2 separate regions of the Homo sapiens genome follow, and region 2 is linked to region 1. A link is an interaction called in ENCODE POLR2A ChIA-PET data of the cell type or tissue named here. Cell type or tissue: PC-3. All regions are shown on one strand. Links, peaks and the distances in the headings refer to the core of each region. The heading gives the core; the rest is flanking DNA.

What was found. Peaks named below come from ENCODE experiments on the same cell type or tissue, not always from the same donor. Only the 100,000 strongest peaks of a DNase experiment are listed, where the experiment ranks them.
Region 2: POLR2A ChIA-PET joins it to region 1 with 5 read pairs; 3 of 35 experiments call an interaction of 5 or more read pairs at or near these places.

The regions. Positions count from the first base shown.
Region 1 is chr2:119,803,464-119,813,266 of GRCh38, reverse strand. It overlaps PTPN4 (protein tyrosine phosphatase non-receptor type 4), which reads right to left. Exons shown (of 27, transcript NM_002830.4): 2 at 3,276-3,430. The coding sequence starts at 3,413. Among named protein-coding and RNA genes, the nearest start is that of PTPN4, 48 kb to the right of the region's middle. In PC-3, for the core only: no CTCF peak of the experiment used is centred there; no DNase peak of the experiment used is centred there; H3K4me3 peaks cover 1,138 bases; H3K27ac peaks cover 1,958 bases.
Region 2 is chr2:119,657,367-119,667,169 of GRCh38, reverse strand. It overlaps a transcript of CFAP221 not described here. Among named protein-coding and RNA genes, the nearest start is that of TMEM177, 17 kb to the left of the region's middle. In PC-3, for the core only: a CTCF peak has its summit at 6,945 (motif pointing right); no DNase peak of the experiment used is centred there.

The DNA of each region.
Region 1 (9,803 bases), core at 930-8,929:
TCAAAAAAAAAAAAGAAAGAAAGAAACCAGCCACTGTGCTATGAAGAAGTCCAGGATATCAAGAGGTCATATATAGGTGCCTCAGCCTCAGCTAAGGTTTCAGGTAACAGCCATGTGAGTGAATAAGCCTTCGAATGATTCTAGCCTCCAGCCTTTGAGTCTTCCAGCCGAGGACTGATACATAATGGAGCAAAATTAAGCCTTTTGTGTGTGTGTGTGAATCTCTGACTCACGGAATCCCTGAGGACAATACATGGTTATTTTATGCCACTAAGTTTTAGGGTAATTTCTTACGCAGTCACAGTAACTAAAATAGGCTGGTCCTCCCAGCCCTTCCTTGTTCATCATACAGGCTAACGTTAATCAGCTGCACCAAAGTAAAAGTCAAGTCAAAAATTAGGGGTAAAAATCCTCATAGATTGAAGACATCAATCCATGTAGTACGGACACTATGCATTTTAAAGTATTTAATGCAAACATATTTAGTGAGTTGTTAATGCAAACATATTTGGTGAGATGAATTCTCATATCATGAATTCATTTAGTGACAATGAATTCACGGCATGAGAGGGACAATACACTCCATAGGTTGGCCACAGTAAATAAATGGTTATACCAAAGCCACAGTGAAAATAGGACTTGACATTGAAACAACACAAGCCAACACAAACCCAGTGATAACAGGCTTATCATTCCTATGTCCACAGCAGAGAAAAAGCAAGATCTAGTGAAGTTACATCAACTCCTTCATTACAAAAATTTCCCTCAGAAAATACAGAAACGGCTTTGATGAGATAACTACCAGATGAAACAAAGCAGGCTTTGGCAACATGAATATTTTACCTGTGGTGCAAAAATCTTTCATGAAAAGCAATGACTCCAATGCCTGGTAGTCTCCAAAGGAAACTGAGTAGTTCTCCTTCTTGGTGAACAGAGAAATGCTGGTGAACCTGGCAGCTGCCCACAAAGGATTTCTGAGACTTAATGGTACTAAGTGGACACAAGAAAACAAACACCAAAACTTTCAAACCCCCAATTAGTTTGCAGGCTGCCACATACCACTCCACAGGTTGTAAAGTACATAACTGGAGATCTATTCACATGGATTAAAAGATAAATAATCTACCTAAAAGTACAAAGCAACTCTTTTGGTTTGAATGGCTTGGGTTCAAATACCCAGAGGAATAAATATACCACATAACCAGCAATTTTTCATAAATATTGTTCCTCTTAAGTTTTTTGATGACCTGAGATAATGGTAGAGAAAGTTTCTAGCACCACAGAATGGTAAGCTTACTTACCATTCTAGGTAATATATCCAGGTCTATTGAAACTGCCAGCTAAATATATGTAATATATATTTTTAAAATATAAACATATAAAAGTACATTAATATATATGTCTTTCTAAAAGAGTAACTAGACAGCACATTGATTACTACACTGAAAAATACAGCATACTACTGTTAACTAAAGTGCTCAACAGAAAATTATGCTAGCTGAGAAACATACCAAACCTTTTTACAATATTTTGAAATACATTCAAAACTATAGTTAAAATGAAAACTAAATAGTAGCTAAATTTAAGCTAAGACAAAAGTTATTAAATTTATGCCTTTTCCAAAAAAGAATTCTAACACGTGAATAATAGGAAAAAAGGCTTATTTTCTTACATCAACTGTCTAATACATGAGAGTTTCTATTAAATAGAAATTTGTACGAAGTAGAATTCTCTTCACTTTATGTTATCTCTGTTTGGCAACCTATATTCCAACTATATATTAACAGATGATAGAATACAAAAGAAATCAAAAGTTTAGCTTTTTAGAAAAGCACACTAAATCCTAAATCTGTTGGGTATTTTAGATAATGTTGAAGGTATTTTTAATGATAATGATGTAATATTCACTACTCTGCAGCCCCTTTTTCAATGTGAAATAGCTTGGAATTTGAGATAAATTCATAATCCTGCTATATAGTAATACACAGAAAATTTTAAGCTTAAACTGGTAAATAAGAAAGATTCATTTTTTGTATTATTATACTTTAAGTTCTAGGGTACATGTGCACAACATGCAGGTTTGATACCTAGGTATACATGTGCCATGTTGGTTGGCTGCACCCATCAACTCATCATTTACATTGGGTATTTCTCCTAATGCTATCCCTCCCCCAGCCCCTAATCCCCCGACTGGCCCCGGTGTAAGATTCATATTTTATATTACTTAAAGATTTCAAAGTGTGGAAATACCCAAGTAATACAGCAGAAAACATCCTGAAAAATTTGGAAATACCAAAACATCCTGAAGAATAAGAATTCCAGTTTGAATACAGACTGCATATATTATTATTTTCATAAAGTTAAATTTAGGGATGTGGTAATTATGAGATTCTCGGAATACTGAAGTACTTACTTTCAAAAGGTTCAGGAAAAAAAAGTCATGTAGAGAGAAGGAAACATAAAGTAAATGTGCAAAATGTTAACACTGGGTCAATTTAGGTAAAGGGTATAAGGGTATTCATTATAATATTATTTCACCTTTTCCATATAGGTTGAAAAGTTTTTAAATAAAAAGGGAGAATACACTTTTATATGTATCAAGATATGTACAAGAATGTTCACAGCAGTATTATTTGTAAGAGCCCAAAGTGGAAACAAATCCAAATATATACCAACAATAAACTGGACAAGTAAATGGTAAATGAAAGGATAAGTAAACTATAGTATATTCATACAAAAGGGTACTACAGAGCAGTAACAATGAACTAACTACTGTTAACACACCACATGGGTAAAACTCACAAATAACGATGAGCAAACAAAGCTAGACACAAATAGGATGAACAAATATTTGTTAAATAAATATTTCAGACGATAGATAAGATCAGGGCTGTCATTTATTTTTGTTTGGCAAAAATTTTACTCACAGACAGTACAAGTAAAATTACCATGAATATGTATAAATTATTTAGAAGAACAAATTCTTTTCAGGCACCCTCAAGCACATTTATGAAAACCACACACATACTATGGATCTGCTCTACTAATCAAAATGCACACTGTTGGTTTCTCAACAACATCCAGTGAGCAACACTTTTTAAAAAGACCCAGTTTGAATGAGAGCATGCATCTAATACAATCCTGCACCAAAAAGACTTTTTTACTTGAATAAGACTTTTCAAACTGTACTATAATTTAATAATCCTAGTTTACATATATGTCTAAATTCAGACTTATAGCCAGAGATTATTTTTTAAAAGACACAAAATACTTACATTGACTTTGAAAGCTTGTACAGTGTTATCCAGAAGAAGGATGTTGCAAACCACTTCAGTATGCTGTCTGTCTCGGGCCAACTCTGATGCTCGTACATTGTAGGTTCTGCCAGCAGGCAATCGGAAACGTGAGGTCATTACTGTCCACACAAAGTCTAAGTTAAAAAAAAAAAAATTCACTAAATAAAAGGTTCGTAAAATATAAGCTGTAGTTTAAAAGGCAAAGTTATTATATATTTCTCAATTAAAACTTAGGTGGAAAACAGTTATAAATTTTGAAACACCAGAATAAGAATTGTAGGTATAAGTTATATATAGTTCATCATCAAACTAAAGTTACCACTGCTTTGAAAAAGAGGTTTTTTTTTTAACTGCTCCATCCAGAAGATTTAATACATAAATTTTTAAGGAAGTCATATTCCAATTCAAAATATGTAAACTTTGGAGTAGCCAAAAGGGGCGGGAAGATTATGCTGCCTCAGGAAGTTGGATATTACTCATTGATGCAAGTATTTTAAAGCACTGTAGAATGACAACAGGAGGAAAAATTATTTAATTTTGGCAGGCCCTTCCCTTTTTTAAAAAACTTAAGGTGTTGGGGAAACCAAGAAGTTTAAAAAAAAAAACAACCCTTCATTTTAACCATCCTCAAAATTCAACCTAATAGTATTATTGTTATTATTCCTAAGAAAACAAAATAGAAATGGTGACCAATCTTTGCTTCTGAATTTTTAACCTAAGAGATAAAAACTAGATGGCCTATAAAACAACAGAAATCACAGTGATATCAGCGATACTAGATGTTTAAAGACAATGAAGCTGTAGCTTCAAAGTTGTGAAAGAAAATTCTTTGAAACACTGACTTATATACCTAGAAAATTAACATTCATGGAGGAGAAAAAAAAACTCTTAAAACACTCAGGCATTTAAGGATTCAAACTTTAAAACACCTAACACTTCTGTCTTAAAGACAATTAGGTAAAGGAAACACACTAAACTAGAAGAAAGACTAGTATTTGGGATGTTTGAATGAGTAAGCAATAAGTAGTAAGCAGTATGAACAATGAGTAAGCAAAATATAATGAAAATAGTATTTCAAATCAGTGATAATACCTGGAGCTGATCTCTCACAGATTATTCATTTCAAAAGATTAAAGCTCAAAGTAAAAGTCATTGTTATATAAATATAAAAATAATGTAGGGGAAAAAAGTCTTACTATGTTGACAAGGAGACGCTTGCCAAGTAAAATTCCACAATTAAAAGACAGTGATTGGGCTGGGTGAAGTGGCTCATGACTGTAATCCCAACGATTTGGGAGGTGGGAGGATTGCTTCAGGACAAGAGTTTGAGACCAGCCTGGAAAACACAGGGAGGCCCTGTTTCTACAAAAAAGAATGTTTTAAAAATTAGCTGGGCCTCTTTTACATCGTTGAGCAGTGGTTTGTAGTTCTCCTTGAACAGGTCCTTCACATCCCTTGTAAGTTGGATTCCTAGGTATTTTATTCTCTTTGTAGCAATTGTGAATGGGAGTTCACTCATGATTTGGCTCTCTGTCTGTTATTGGTGTATAGGAATGCTTGTGATTTTTGCACATTGATTTTGTATCCTGGGACTTTGCTGAAGTTGCTTATCAGCTTAAGGAGATTTTGGGCTGAGATGATGGGGTTTTCTATATATACAATCATGTCATCTGCAAACAGGGACAATTTGACTTCCTCTTTTCCTAACTGAATACCCTTTATTTCTTTCTCTTGCCTGACTGCCCTGGCCAGAACTTCCAACACTATGTTGAATAGGAGTGGTTGAGAGAGGGCATCCCTGTCTTGTGCCAGTTTTCAAAGGAAATGCTTCCAGCTTTTGCCCATTCAGTATGATATTGGCTGTGGGTTTGTCATAAATAGCTCTTATTATTTTGAGATACGTTCCATCAATACCTAGTTTATTGAAAGTTTTTAGCATGAAAGGCTGTTGAATTTTGTCAAAGGCCTTTTCTGCATCTATTGAGATAATCATGTGGTTTTTGTCATTGCTTCTGTTTAGCTGATGGATTACGTTTATTGATTTGTGTATGCTGAACCAGCCTTGCATCCCAGGGATGAAGCCGACTTGATCTTGGGGGATAAGCTTTCTGATATGCTCCTAGATTCAGTTTGCCAGTATTTTATTGAGGATTTTTGCATCGATGTTCATCAGGGATATTGGTCTAAAATTCTCTTTTTTTGTTGTGTCTCTGCCAGGCTTTGGTATCAGGATGATGCTGGCCTCATAAAATGAGTTAGGGAGGATTCTCTCTTTTTCTATTGATTGGAATAGTTTCAGAAGGAATGGTACGAGCTCCGCTTTGTAACTCTTGTAGAATTCGGCTATGAATCCGTCTGGTCCTGGACTTTTTTTGGTCGGTAGGCTATTAATTATTGCCTGAATTTCAGAGCCTGTTATTGGTCTATTCAGAGATTCAACTTCTTCCTGGTTTAGTCTTGGGAGGGTGTATGTGCCCAGGAATTTATCCATTTCTTCTAGATTTTCTAGTTTATTTGCGTAGAGGTGTTTATAGTACTCTGATGGTAGTTTGTATTTCTGTGGGATGGGTGGTGATATCTCCTTTATGATTTTTTATTGCGTCTATTCGATTCTTCCCTCTTTTCTTCTTTATTAGTCTGGCTAGCAGTCTATCAATTTGTTGATCTTTTCAAAAAACCAGCTTCTGGATTCATTGATTTTTTGAAGGGTTTTTTGCGTCTCTATCTCCTTCAGTTCTGCTCTGATCTTAGTTATTTCTTGCCTTCTGCTAGCTTTTGAATGTGTTTGCTCTTGCTTCTCTAGTTCTTTTCATTGTAATGTTAGGGTGTCGATTTTAGATCTTTCCTGCTTTCTCTTGTGGGCATTTAGTGCTATAAATTTTCCTCTACGCACTGCTTTAAGTTGTCCCAGAGATTCTGGTACGTTGTGTCTTTGTTCTCATTGGTTTCAAATAACATCTTTATTTCTACCTTAATTTTGTTATTTACCCCGTAGTCATTCAGAAGCAGGTTGTTCAGTTTCCATGTAGTTGTGTGGTTTTGTGTGAGTTTCTTAATCCTGAGTTCTAATTTGATTGCATTGTGGTCTGAGAGACAGTTTGTTGTGATTTCTGTTCTTTTACATTTGCTGAGGAGTGCTTTACTTCCAACTATGTGGTCAATTTTGGATGTGGTGTGTGATGTGGTGCTGAGAAGAATGTATATTCTGCTGATTTGGGGTGGAGAGTTCTGTAGATGTCTATTAGGTCCGCTTGGTGCAGCGCTGAGTTCAATCCTGGATATTCTTTCTAACCTTCTGCCTCGCTGATCTGTCTAATGTTGACAGTAGGGTGTTAAAGTCTTCCATTATTATTGTGTGGGAGTCTAAGTCTCTTTGCAGGTCTCTAAGGACTTGTTTTATGAATCTCGGTGCTCCTGTATTGGGTGCATATATATTTAGGATAGTTAGCTCTTCTTGTTGAATTGATCCCTTTACCATTATGTAATGGCCGTCTTTGTCTCTTTTGATCTTTATTGGTTTAAACTCTGTTTTATCAGAGACTGGGATTGCAACCCCTGCTTTTTTTTGCTTTCCATTTGCTTGTTAGATATTCCTCCATCCCTTTATTTTGAGCCTATGTGTGTCTCTGCACGTGAGATGGGTCTCCTGAATACAGCACACTGATGGGTCTTGACTCTTTATCCAATTTGCTAGTCTGTCTTTTAATTGGGGCATTTAGCCAATTTACATTTAAGGTTAATATTGTTATATGTGAATTTGATCCCATCGTTATGATGTTAGCTGGTTATTTTGCCCATTAGTTGATGCAGTTTCTTCCTAGCATCGATGGTCTTTACAATTTGGCATGTTTTTACAGTGGCGGGTACCAGTTGTTCCTTTCCATGTTTAGTGCTTCCTTCGGGAGCTCTTGTAAGCCAGGCCTGGTGGTGACAAAATCTCTCAGCATTTGCTTGTCTGTAAAGAATTTTATTTCTCCTTCACTTATGAAGCTTAGTTTGGCTGAATATGAAATTCTGGGGTAAAAGAGGACACAAACAAATGGAAGAACATTCCATGCTCATGGATAGGAAGAAGGAGTATCGTGAAAATGGCCATACTGCCCAAGGTAATTTATAGATTCAATGCCATCCCCATCAAGCTAACAATGATTTTCTTTGCAGAACTGGAAAAAACTACTTTGAAGTTCATATAGAACCAAAAAAGAGCCCACGTTGCCAAGACAATCCTAAGCAAAAAGAACAAAGCTGGAGGCATCACACTATCTGACTTCAAACTATACTACAAGGCTACAGTAACCAAAACAGCATGGTACTGGTATCAGAACAGAGAGATAGACCAATGGAACAGAACAGAGGCCTCAGAAATATCACCACACATCTACAACCATCTGATCTTTGACAAACCTGACAAAAACAAGAAATGGCCCTATTTAATAAATGGTGCTGGGAAAACTGGCTAGCCATATGTAGAAAGCTGAAACTGGATCCCTTCCTTACACCTTATACAAAAATTAATTCAAGATGGATTAAAGACTTAAATGTTAGACCTAAAACCATAAAAACCCTAGAAGAAAACCTAGGCAATACCATTCAGGACATAGGCATGGGCAAGGACTTCATAACTAAAACACCAAAAGCAATGGCAAAAACAAACAAAACAAAATAGACAAATGAGATCTGATTAAACTAAAGAACTTCTGCACAGCAAAAGAAACTACCATCAGAGTGAACAGGCAACATACAAAACAGGAGAAAATTTTTGCAATCTATCCATCTACGAAGGGCTAATATCCAGAATCTACAAAGAACTTAAACAAATTTATAAGAAAAAAACAAACAACCCCATCAAAAAGTGGGCAAAGGATATGAACAGACACTTCTCAAAAAAAGACATTTATGCAGCCAACAGACACATGAAAAAATGCTCATCATCACTGGTCATCAGAGATGACCAGAATGCAAATCAAAACCACAATGAGATACCATCTCATGCCAGTTAGAATGGCGATCATTAAAAAGTCAGGAAACAACAGATGCTGGAGAGGATGTGGAGAAATAGAACACTTTTACACTGTTGGTGGGAGTGTAAACTAGTTCAACCATTGTGGAAGACAGTATGATGATTCCTCAAGGATCTAGAACTAGAAATACCATTTGACCCAAAGATCCCATTACTGGGTATATGCCCAAAGGATTATAAATCATTCTGCTATAAAGACACATACACGTGTATGTTTGTTGCAGCACTATTCACAATAGCAAAAACTTGGAACCAACCCAAATGTTCATCTATGATAGACTAGATTAAGAAAATGTGGCACATATACACCATGGAATACTATGCAGCCATAAAAAAGGATGAGTTCACGTCCTTTGCAGGGACATGGATGAAACTGGAAATCATCATTCTGAGCAAACTATCGCAAGGAGAGAAAACAAAACACTGCATGTTCTCACTCACAGGTGGGAAATGAACAATGAGAACACTTGGACACAGGGCGGGGAACATCACACACGGGGGCCTGTCGTTGGGTGGAGGGCAGGGAGAGGGATGGTATTAGGAGAAATACCTAATGTAAATGATGAGTTAATGGGTGCAGCAAACAAACATGGCACATGTATACCTATGTAACAAACTTGCACGTTGTGCACATGTACCCTAGAACTTAAAGTATAATTAAAAAAAAAAAATTAGCTGAGCATGGTGGCATGCACCTGTAGTCCTAGCTACTCAGGAGGCTGAGGTAGGAGGATCCCTTGAGCCCAGGAGTTCAAGGTTACAGTGAGCTATGATCATGCCACTGTACCCCAGTGTCAGAGACAGACAGAAACCCTGTCTCTAAGAAACTAAAATGACAGTGATTGGCGGAGTGGGGGTGGGGATGGGGTACATGGCCCAGCTATAATGCTGTCTTCCAGAAACTCTCCTCACATATAACAATACAGGCAGGTAGAAAGTACAAGGATGGAAAGAGATGTATCATGGAAACATTAATCAATAGGAAGAAGAGTACCTATATTAGTATCAGATAAAGTAGACTTGGGAACAAATAAAATTCATAAGAACAGATTAGGCATTACATAATGATAAAATGGTCAAGCCACCGAGACATTACCAATCCTAAATGTGGATGTACCAACCAACAGAGCTGCAAAAATACATGAAGCAAAACTGTCAAACTGAAATAAAAAAAGATAAATCCCACAATTATAGGAGAGCTCAACTCCCCTTTCTCAATAATTGATACAACTAGGAAAATTAGCAAGAATATAAGAGAACTTAACAACCAATAGGATCTAATCATGAACATTTATAGAACACTCTAGCAAAGACAACAGAATATTAATTATTTTTAAACATCCACTGAACATTTCAAGAGAGACCATATCCTGGGCTAAGAAACAAATCTAAATATTTAAATAATTGAAATTATGCAAAATGTATTCTGAGAACAATGGAATCAAACCAGAAATCAACAACAGAAAGACAACAGAAAAATCTCCAAA
Region 2 (9,803 bases), core at 588-8,587, 150 kb after region 1:
TGTGGTGTTATTTCTGAGGTTTCTGTTCTGCTCCATTGGTTTTTATATATCTGTTTTGGTACCAGTACCATGCCGTCTTGGTTACTGTAGCCTTGTAGTATAGTTTGAAGTCAGGTAGCGTGATGCCTCCAGCTTTGTTCTTTTTGCTTAGACTTGTCTTGGCTATACAGGGTCTTCTTTGATTCCATATGAAATTTAAAATTTTTTTTTCTAATTCTGTGAAGAATGTCAATGGTAGTTCCATAGGAATAGCATTAAATCTATAAATTACTTTGGGTAGCATGATCGTTTTCACGATATTGATTCTTCCTACCCATGAGGATGGAATGTTTTTCCATTTGTTTGTGTCCTCTCTTATTTCCTTGAGAAGTGGTTTGTAGTTCTCCTTGAAGAAGTCCTTCAAGTCCCTTGTTGGCTGTATTCCTAGGTATTTTCTTCTCTTTGTAGCGACTGTGAATGGGAGTTCATTCATGATTTGGCTCTCTGCTTGTCTATTGCTGGTATAAAGGAATGCTTGTGATTTTTACACATTGATTTTGTATCCTGAGACTTTGCTGAAGTTGCTTATCAGTTCAATGACAGGGTTTTCTAAATATAACATCATGTCATCTGCAAACAGAGACAATTTGACTTCCTCTCTTCCTATTTGAATACCCTTTATTTCTTTCTCTTGCTTGATTGCCCTGGCCAGAACTTCCAATACTATGTTGAATAGGAGTGGTGAGAGAGGGCATCCTTGTCATGTTCTGGTTTTCTTTCTTTCTTTTTCTTTTCTTCTTTTTTTTTTTTTTTGAGACAGCGTTTCACTCTTGTTGCCCAAGCTGGAGTGCAAATGATACAGTCTCGGCTCACTGCAACCTCCGCCTCCCAAGTTCAAGCAATTCTCCTGTCTCAGCCTCATGAGTAGCTGGGATTACAGGCATGTGCCACCACACCTGGCTAATTTTGTATTTTTAGTAGAGACAGGGTTTCTGCATGTTGGTCAGGCTTGTCTTGAACTCCCAACCTCAGGTGATCCACCCGCCTCAGCCTCCCAAAGTGTTGGGATTACAGGTGTGAACCACTGCAACCGGCCTTGTGCCGGTTTTCAAAAGGAATGCTTCCAGCTTTTGCCCATTCAATATGATGTTGGCTGTGGGTTTGTCATAAATAGCTCTGATTATTTTGAGATATGTTCCATCAATACCTAGTTTATTGAGAGTTTTTAGCGTGAAGGGATGTTGAATTTTTTCAAAGGCGTTTTCTGCATCTATTGAGATAATCATGGAGTTTCTGTCTTTGGTTCTGTTTATGTGATGGATTATGTTTATTGATTTGTGTATGTTGAACAAGCCTTGCATCCCAGGGATGAAACCGATTTGATCGTGCGGATAAGTTTTTTGACGTGCTGCTGGATTCGGTTTGCCAGTATTTCACTGAGGATATTCACATCAATGTTCATCAGGGATATTGGCCTGAAGTTTTCTTTTTTTGTTGTGTCTTTCCCTGGTTTTGGTATCAGGATGATGCAGGCTTCACAAAATGAGTTAGGGAGGAGTCCCTCCTTTTCAATTGTTTGGAATAGTTTCAGAAGGAATGATAGTACCAGCTCCTCTTTGTATTTCTGGTAGAATACAGCTGTGAATCCATCTGGTCCTGGGCTTTTTTTGATTGGTAGGCTATTAATTACTGCCTTACTTTTAGAACTTGTTATTGGTCTATTCAAGGATTCGACTTCTTCCTAGTGTAGTCTTGGGAGAGTGTATGTGTCCAGGAATTTATCCATTTCTTCCAGATTTTCTAGTTTATTTGCGTGGAGGTGTTTATAGTATTCTCTGATGGTAGTTTGTATTTCTGTGGGGTCAGTGGTGATATTCCCTTTGTAATTTTTTATTGTGTCTATTTGATTCTTCTCTCTTTTCTTCTTTGTTAGTCTAAAGTGGTCTATTTTGTTAATTTAAAAAAAACAGTTACTGGATTCATTTATTTTTTGGAGGGTTTTTCATGTCTCTATCTCCTTCAATTTTTCTCCGATCTTAGTTATTTCTTGTCTTATGCTAGCTTTTGGATTAATTTGTTCTTGCCTCTCTAGCTCTTTTAATTGTGATATTAGGGTGTCAATTTGAGATATTTCAAGCTTTCTGATGTGAGCATTTAGTGCTATAAATTTCCCTCTTCACACTGCTTTAGCTGTGTCCCAGAGAAGCTGGTATGTTGTCTCTTTGTTCTCGTTGGTTTCAAAGAAATTCTTGATATCTGCCTTAATTTCATGATTCACCCAGGAGTCATTCAGGAGCAGGTTGTTCAATCTCCAGGTAATTGTGTGGTTTTGAGTGAGTTTCTTAATCCTGAGTTCTAATTTGATTGCCCTGTGGCCTGAGAGACTGTTTGTTATGATTTCAGTTCTTTCGCATTTGCTGAGGAGGGTTTTACTTCCAGTTATGTGGTCGATTTTAGAATAAGTACCATGTGGCACTGAGAAGAATGTATATTCTGTTGATTTGAGTAGAGAGTTCTGTAGATGTCTACTAGGTCCACTTGATCCAAAGCTGAGTTCAAGTCCTGATTAGCCTTGTTAATTTTCTGTCTCATAGATCTGTCTAGTACTGACAGTGAGATGTTAATGTCTCCCCCTATTATTGCGTGGGAGTCTAAGTCTCTTCACAGGTCTCTAAGAACTTGTTTTATGAATCTGGGTGCTCCTGTATTGGGTGCATATATATTTAGAATAGCTAGCTCTTCTTGTTGAAGAAGAAGGGCACCTCAGCCTGAAGCAGGGGTGAGGACTTCTGGAAGGTGGGGGGTGGGGAGGTTTGGGTGCATAACAGATCCATTGGCACCCCAAGGATGGCCAGCTTGGAGCTTCAGGCAGTGGTGAGCTTGGGAGTAGCCTGTCCCTAGATTCAGCCTCAAATGAGGTCAACTTCCACCACCAGGGACAGTAAGCACAAAAAAAGCACCCCACATTTGGTGGGCCTCTAGCTTTTGAGATATTGACAGCTGGACCTGAGACAGGGCACACACTCTGTGTGTGTATATGTATTTGTGTGTGTGTGTGTGTGTGTGTGTATGTGTAAAGCTTGCACTATTGGTTATGGGGGTGTGTGGGAGGGATAAGCATTCTTTGACTACCTTATATATACACCTCAAAGTGCATTGCTTCCTTGAAAAGTCTTTTCACAGTGGTTTTAACAAACTTCCTGTAAACAGAGTATCAGAAATGAAATACTTTTCTAAGAACACACCACTTTTAGAGAATGGGTCACCAGACCCCTGGGTCCATGCCTTGGCCAAGATCTGATCAGGCTTTTTGGTGGTAAGAAGCAGAGTCACTTAAGCTTTTTCAGGACAGAGGTGGTTTTCAGGTTGGGCCCTGTTCCAGGGGCTGGCTGGGAACGGGGGCAGGAACTCAGCAATGGGTGTGCTTGGGTTCTATCCCAGCTTGCTTCTTGCTATCTCTTGGTGCATCTACTTTTTTCCTCGTGTTTTCCAAACACCAAAAACCCACTTCTTCTTTGCCTACAACTTCAGTCACTCATGGCCCATCGCAGCTGCCCCGCCCAATTTCTCCATTTTATAACTGTCCAGCTTCTGTCCTTGTTGCTAACTTGCTTGGTCTCTCTCTACTTCCTGGTCTAAATTCCTGAAAGAAGGGATAAGGTAAGCTCAGCCTGTCTTGTAATGCCAGACTATCAGTTTCTGGCCTGCCTGGCTTGCTCTGATGGGGCTCATGGTGAGGAGGAAGGGGAGGGGTGCTGTGGCTCTCCCTCACGGTAAGGGGCTGCCCATTTTCTTGGTGCTCCCAGGCCTCCTGCAAGATGTCCTCCAGGAGAGGTAGGTCTCCTTGCCTTCATGTTGAAACACCTCTCTGTGATGCCATCTAGTGAGAGAGAGCAGGAGGCCAGTGGTCTTAATCCAAAAGGGAAGGCTGCATGGTTTGGGCAAAGAGACCTGAGAGGGATGTCTCCATATCTTTGGAAGAGACATGAGTAGCCCTGGGCCAAGTCCATTCCCCTACCTTCAGGGAGTCCATACTCTAATCATCTCCACTCTTTAAACATTTACCGAAACCCATCCTCAAAACCCTGCTGGAAGAGAGAGACTTTGTGTGTGTGTGTGTGTGTGTGTGTGTGTGTGTGTGTTTTGAGAAAGAGTCTAACTCTGTCACCCAGGCTAGAGTGCAGTGGTGTGGCGATAATGGCTCACTGCAGCCTTGACCTCGTGAGTTCAAGCAGTTTTTCTACTTCAGCCTCTTGGGTAGCTGGGACTGCAAGCACGTGCCACCATGCTTGGCTAATTAATTTTTTTGTAGAGACGAAGTCTCACTATGTTGCCCAGGCTGGTCTCAAACTCCTGGGCTCAAGCGATGCTCCTGCCTTAGCCTCCCAAAGTGCTAAGGCACTTCAGACTGTGAGCCACCACGCCTGGCCTAGTGTTCTTTAGTGCAATGCTCCATCTCCTTCACCATCTGGAGAGTTCTCTTTCATGCATAGATCCCAACATAGCTATTGGAGCACAGGAGATGAATGGGTGGAGGGTAGAAAGGATAACTGAAGAAGATGCAGTGGTGAGTGAGGACTCAGCTTCACTCCCTTAACAAATAAATATTGTGATCCTAATAACAGCTAATATTTATTGTGTATTTATTGTGCATTGTGCTACCAGGATGATCTCATTTAACCTCACAACAATTCTATGACGTCAATACTGTTACTTCCCCTTCTTTAATAAAAAGCAAGGAAACTGCATGGACTTGATAAATTTACAGAGATTCCACCAATACTTACCAGGGTGGGGCTAGACGACATTCCATGTCCTTCCATCTCGGATGTTCTGGATTCTAAATTTTATCTATTAGAACCAACTCCTATATTTTTTATAGCAAATAGACTCTATGAACATACTTGTCCGTGAAAATGTAAATGAATATTAGATACATAGTTTTCACATTTCTTTTATATTCCTTAATTCAACAAACATTATTGCTATTGTTTTGAGACAGGGTCTTGCTCTGTTGCCCAGGCTGGAGTGCAGTGGCACAATCTTGGCTCACTGCAGCCTCAGCCTCCTGGGGTCAAGTGATCCTTCCATCTTACCCTCCCCAGTAGCTGGGACCACAGATGTGCACCAACACACCTGGCTAATCTTTTTTGTATTTTTTGTAGAGATGGGGTTTTGCCATGTTGCCCAGGCTGGTCTTGAATGCCTGAGCTCAAGCAATCCGTCCACCTCGGTCTCCTAAGGTGCTGGGATTACAGACATGAGCCACTGCACCTAGCCAATTTTTAAAAAATTGAGACAGGGTCTTGCTCTGTTGCCCAGGCTGGAGTGTGGTGGCATAATGTCGGCTTACTGCAGCCTTGACCTCTCAGGCTCAAGTGATCCTTCCACCTCAGCCTCCCAAGTAGCTGGGCATGGGCCACCATGCCCGGCCAATTTTTGTGTTTTTTGTAGAGGCAGGTTTTCACCATGTTGCCCAGGGTGGTCTTGAACTCCTGGGCTCAAGGGATCTACCTGCCTCAGCCTCCCAAAGTGCAGGGACTACAGGTGTGAGCCACCATACCCAGCCTCAAAAAACATTTATTGAGAGCCTGCATTGTGCCAAACATCTTGCTGCATGCTGGGGATACAGAAATGAGTAAGACATGGCTGCTGCTGGGTGGGGCAAACTTGCCAGCTGATTTCTTTAGAGCAAAGGACATTTGCTAATTTGTATTTTTTTCTATATTACATGTTTTAAAGAATAAGCAATTAAGTAAAATACAAATATCATCACATAATATCTTTACTCTTAGAGACTCCAAAGCTGAAAGTTTAAATAAAAAGTTAAAAAATGTAAATCTGTAATATTTTCATTGATTACCATGTAGTAGAGAGAAGAGTGGACTGGGTACCAGGATCATGGCTCACTGCAGCCTTGACTACCTGGGCTCAGGTGAGCCTCCCACCCCAGCCCCCCAGGTAGCTGGGACTACAGGTACACACCACCACGCCTGGCTAGGCAACGAAACCTTTGCAGGAAACCAAGATCCTGCCCAAACCTGGCTCTTCTGCTAATTGGGTAAGTCCATGAAGCTTTCTGGGCCTGAGTTTCTGCATAAAATCACACTAATAACAGCTACTTTATGTCTTAGAATGTTTTGAGGATCATTGAGAAAATACTTCACAAACCGGAAGTTCTAGAAAGGAAAGCAATAATAATCACTTCTAAAATGAAGCTGCTTGGCCAGGCATGGTGGCTCATGCCTGTAATCCCAGCACTTTGAGAGGCTGAGGCGGGTGGATCACTTGAAGTCAGGAGTTTGAGACAAGCCTGGCCAATATGGTGAAACCCCATCTGTACTAAAAATAGAAAAATTAGCCGGGCGTGGTGGCGGGTCCCTGTAATCCCAGCTACTTGAGAGGCTGAGGCAGGAGAATCGCTGGAACCTGGGAGGCAGAGGTTGCAGTGAGCCGAGATTGTGCCACTGCACTCCAGCCTAGGTGACAGAGCAAGACTCTGCCTCAAAAGAAAAAAAAATGAAGTGACTGCAGTGAAGTATCCCGATTCTTCGGTTACAGGTATCTTTGGCCTTAGAAGGAGAATGGCATGATAACCCGAGTTAATGCAAGACAGGGGAACTGGCAGGTCTTCAGAAACAGCTGTTGAACCCAGGGATACTCATTCCCTTGGCCAGCCCCTGATTATGGCCATGGTCTCTAAGGAACCCGGATGATTGATCCCATAGGGAGTCCCCAAACATCACGTGGTCAACGATTTCACCGAAGGAACTTTTTCTGATGGACTCATTATGGAAGAAAATACATATAAGCCTTCTTTGCCTTTTCCACCTAAAAGTGGTCTGAAACAAGGAAGAAAAGCACAGATGATGATCTGATAAATATTATTTGGAAGTCGATTTGGTGGAAACGGGTTACAACTTGGGAGTCAGGAGAGGCCTTTCTTGTGGCAACCACCAGGTGGCACCAGATCCCCAACACAGTCAATACAATCTTTCCAAGGGGCCACGACCTTTTCAACCTGGGGAGAGCAGGGAAATAAGAGAAATTGGCTCTTGTTTATAGGTGGGGAAACTGAAATGGACATAAGTACATGCACTGACATGGGAACAGGCTCAAAGTCTGGAGCCAGAAAGTTCACACCAACAATGCAATGTGGGGCACCCAGCAAGAAAGGGAGATTGGGTAGGTGGAAGTAGCCAGGGATTCAGTAGCTGCTGGTTGGATGTTGGTGAACGAAGTGATGTGCACAGCATGGTATTAAGCGTGGATGCTGAGGGAAGCAATTCCCTGAACAAACATTGCCTGGGCCCTTCCTCTCCACAGAAGCAGGGACTAGGTAGGCCTTGCCTCAGAGGTCAGTACAGGGGCCAAGGGGCAGAGGCCTGGGGAAACCTTAGGTGAGAAGGACACTAAGCAAGAAGGTGGTGAGGTCATAGGGAATAGCATGTGCAGAGGCCCAGGGGTGCGGACGAGTGGGTTATGCTTCGGAAACTGCTAGTAGGTCAGGCCAGTGACTGGTTAATGTGGAGGAGGAATGCAGAGGAGCACATGGGAGCCCTTGGGGGCCTTAAAAATTACCCACAAGAAGGATAAACCAGAAACTAAAGAGATGGTTGCCCACAGTGGGAAGGGTGGGTACCCATGGGGCAGCAAGATGGCGGAATGGAGATGGATTGGGAATGAGAAGGAATGATACTTCTCTGAGTATCTTTGTATTTAGAGCCATCGTAATGTTCCACGTACCCTGAAATAAATAATTAAACCCAACTAGCGTGTAGGGGAACCCAAGATGAAATACAAACAGTAACACATGAACCTAACTCATATGAAAACACAACCACACTGATGGGAGTAGGAGACAAAGAAAGCAACAGAACCAGCCCAGGCAATTCGGGAACCAGTATTTTAACTGGACTCTATAAAGCCAAAGTAAAAAGGACACCAATACTGTAATGTAGTTAGTAAATGTGTTTCTCGCAAGGAGATGTGTTAGCAAATGGGATGTTACTTTACGGATACACCAAGCAACACATAAGGTAATACATCGTAGATGATGGGAGCTAAGCTGCTCACTGTAGGGGAAAGAAGTTACAATTAAGGAAAGGAGGAAGGCCAAAACAAACCCCAGGTGTTGGACTGGAATTGGAAGCATCAGTATCAATGCGTTTTTTTTTTTTTCTTTTTCTTTTTTTTTTTTGAGACAGGCTCTCATTCTGTCACCAGGGCTGGAGTGCAGTGGTGTGATCATGGCTCACTGCAGCCTCGACTTCCTGGGCTCAGGTGATCTTTCCACCTCAGCCTCCCAGGTAGCTGGGACTACAGGTGTTTGCCACCATGCCTGGCTAAATTTTCTGTATTTTTGTATTTTTAGTAGAGATGAGGTTTTGCCATGTTGCCCAGGCTGGTCTCAAACTCCTAGGCTCAAGCGATCTGCTCACCTTGGCCTTCCAAAGTGCTAGCATTACAGGCGTGAGCCACCACGCCTGGCCATAATTCATGTTTTTTGATATATATACAAGACATAAAGATAGAGAGATGAAAATGTGTGTGTGTGTGTGTGTGTGTGTGCGTGTTGAGGGGGGCTCAGTATAAATACTTGTATTTTCTAGCTCTGGCCACTGAGAGGGCTCGGAAGCAATTGGACCACAGTAGCAACAAGTACCAGTTGCTGTAGCAGGTCTTGATTTCTAAATGCCATTCTCCAGTGAAAGGAACCAGGGCTCCTTGGAGAAATGGTTGATTCCAGGGCTGACGTGGGAAAGATACAGATGAGTCTGGAATATACTGTGATGCTGGAAGGTAAAGATGTGCTTAGGAAAGGTCGAGGATGCACTGAAAGGTCAGAGGTGTAACCTGAGGGGCTCCCAATGGCCAGAGCTGGAACAATTTGAGAACAAAATAAACAACGGTAGTGTTGGATTATAACCTATATAATAAAATAAATGTCCATGATTCCATGCTGATATAAAAATCTACTGAATAAAGAAGTAACTAAATGACGGTGAGGGACAGCTCATGGACATTATCATTAAGTGGACATCATGGTAATGGTTGTGGCAGACAAGACCCACTCACCAATGGATGCTAAAGTGGGAATTCATATAAAGATACGTAGATACAGAGTGGGAAAAAAGCTGAGGAGAAACAGGATGTTTGCATAATCTCAAAGTCTCTCCCCATGATTATATTAATGTCCCAGTGGAGAAACTTGGCAGACACCACTTTAGCCAAGCAACCAAGGTAAACATCACCAGTAAGAAGACATATCGACATCACAAGCCCCTTGATAAGATGCACCAAGAAGGACATAACGCTTCTGTGGAATTCTTGCAAAAATGCATAACCTCACCCTAGTCTTGGGAAAGCATTAGACACACACACACTCTGAAGGCCAGTCTACAAAACAACTGTCAAAGGTGTCAAGGTCACAAATGATGAGAAAAGACTGAGGGACTGTCACAGATGAGGAGAAGAAGGGGACACGTTGACCAATCGCAGTGTGGACTCCTGGAACACTGAACGGACATTACTCAATAAAGCTGTACCGATTGTAATTTCCTGTTTCTGATCATTGTCACGCAGGAGATGTTAATGTTAGAGGAATCTGAGTAAAATATAGATGGCAACTTTCTGTACTATTTTGCAAGTTTTCCTTTAGTTTAAAAATATTTCTAAATAAAAAGTTTTTAAAAAATGACTGATGCTTATGTCCTGCCCTGTGAGTGAAGGGCAACTTTCATGTTTGAGCTCTTGTTTTATGCCAGGTATACTCTGCACATTTCCTAATTGAATCCTCACAACCCCATGTAAGGTGAGCACTT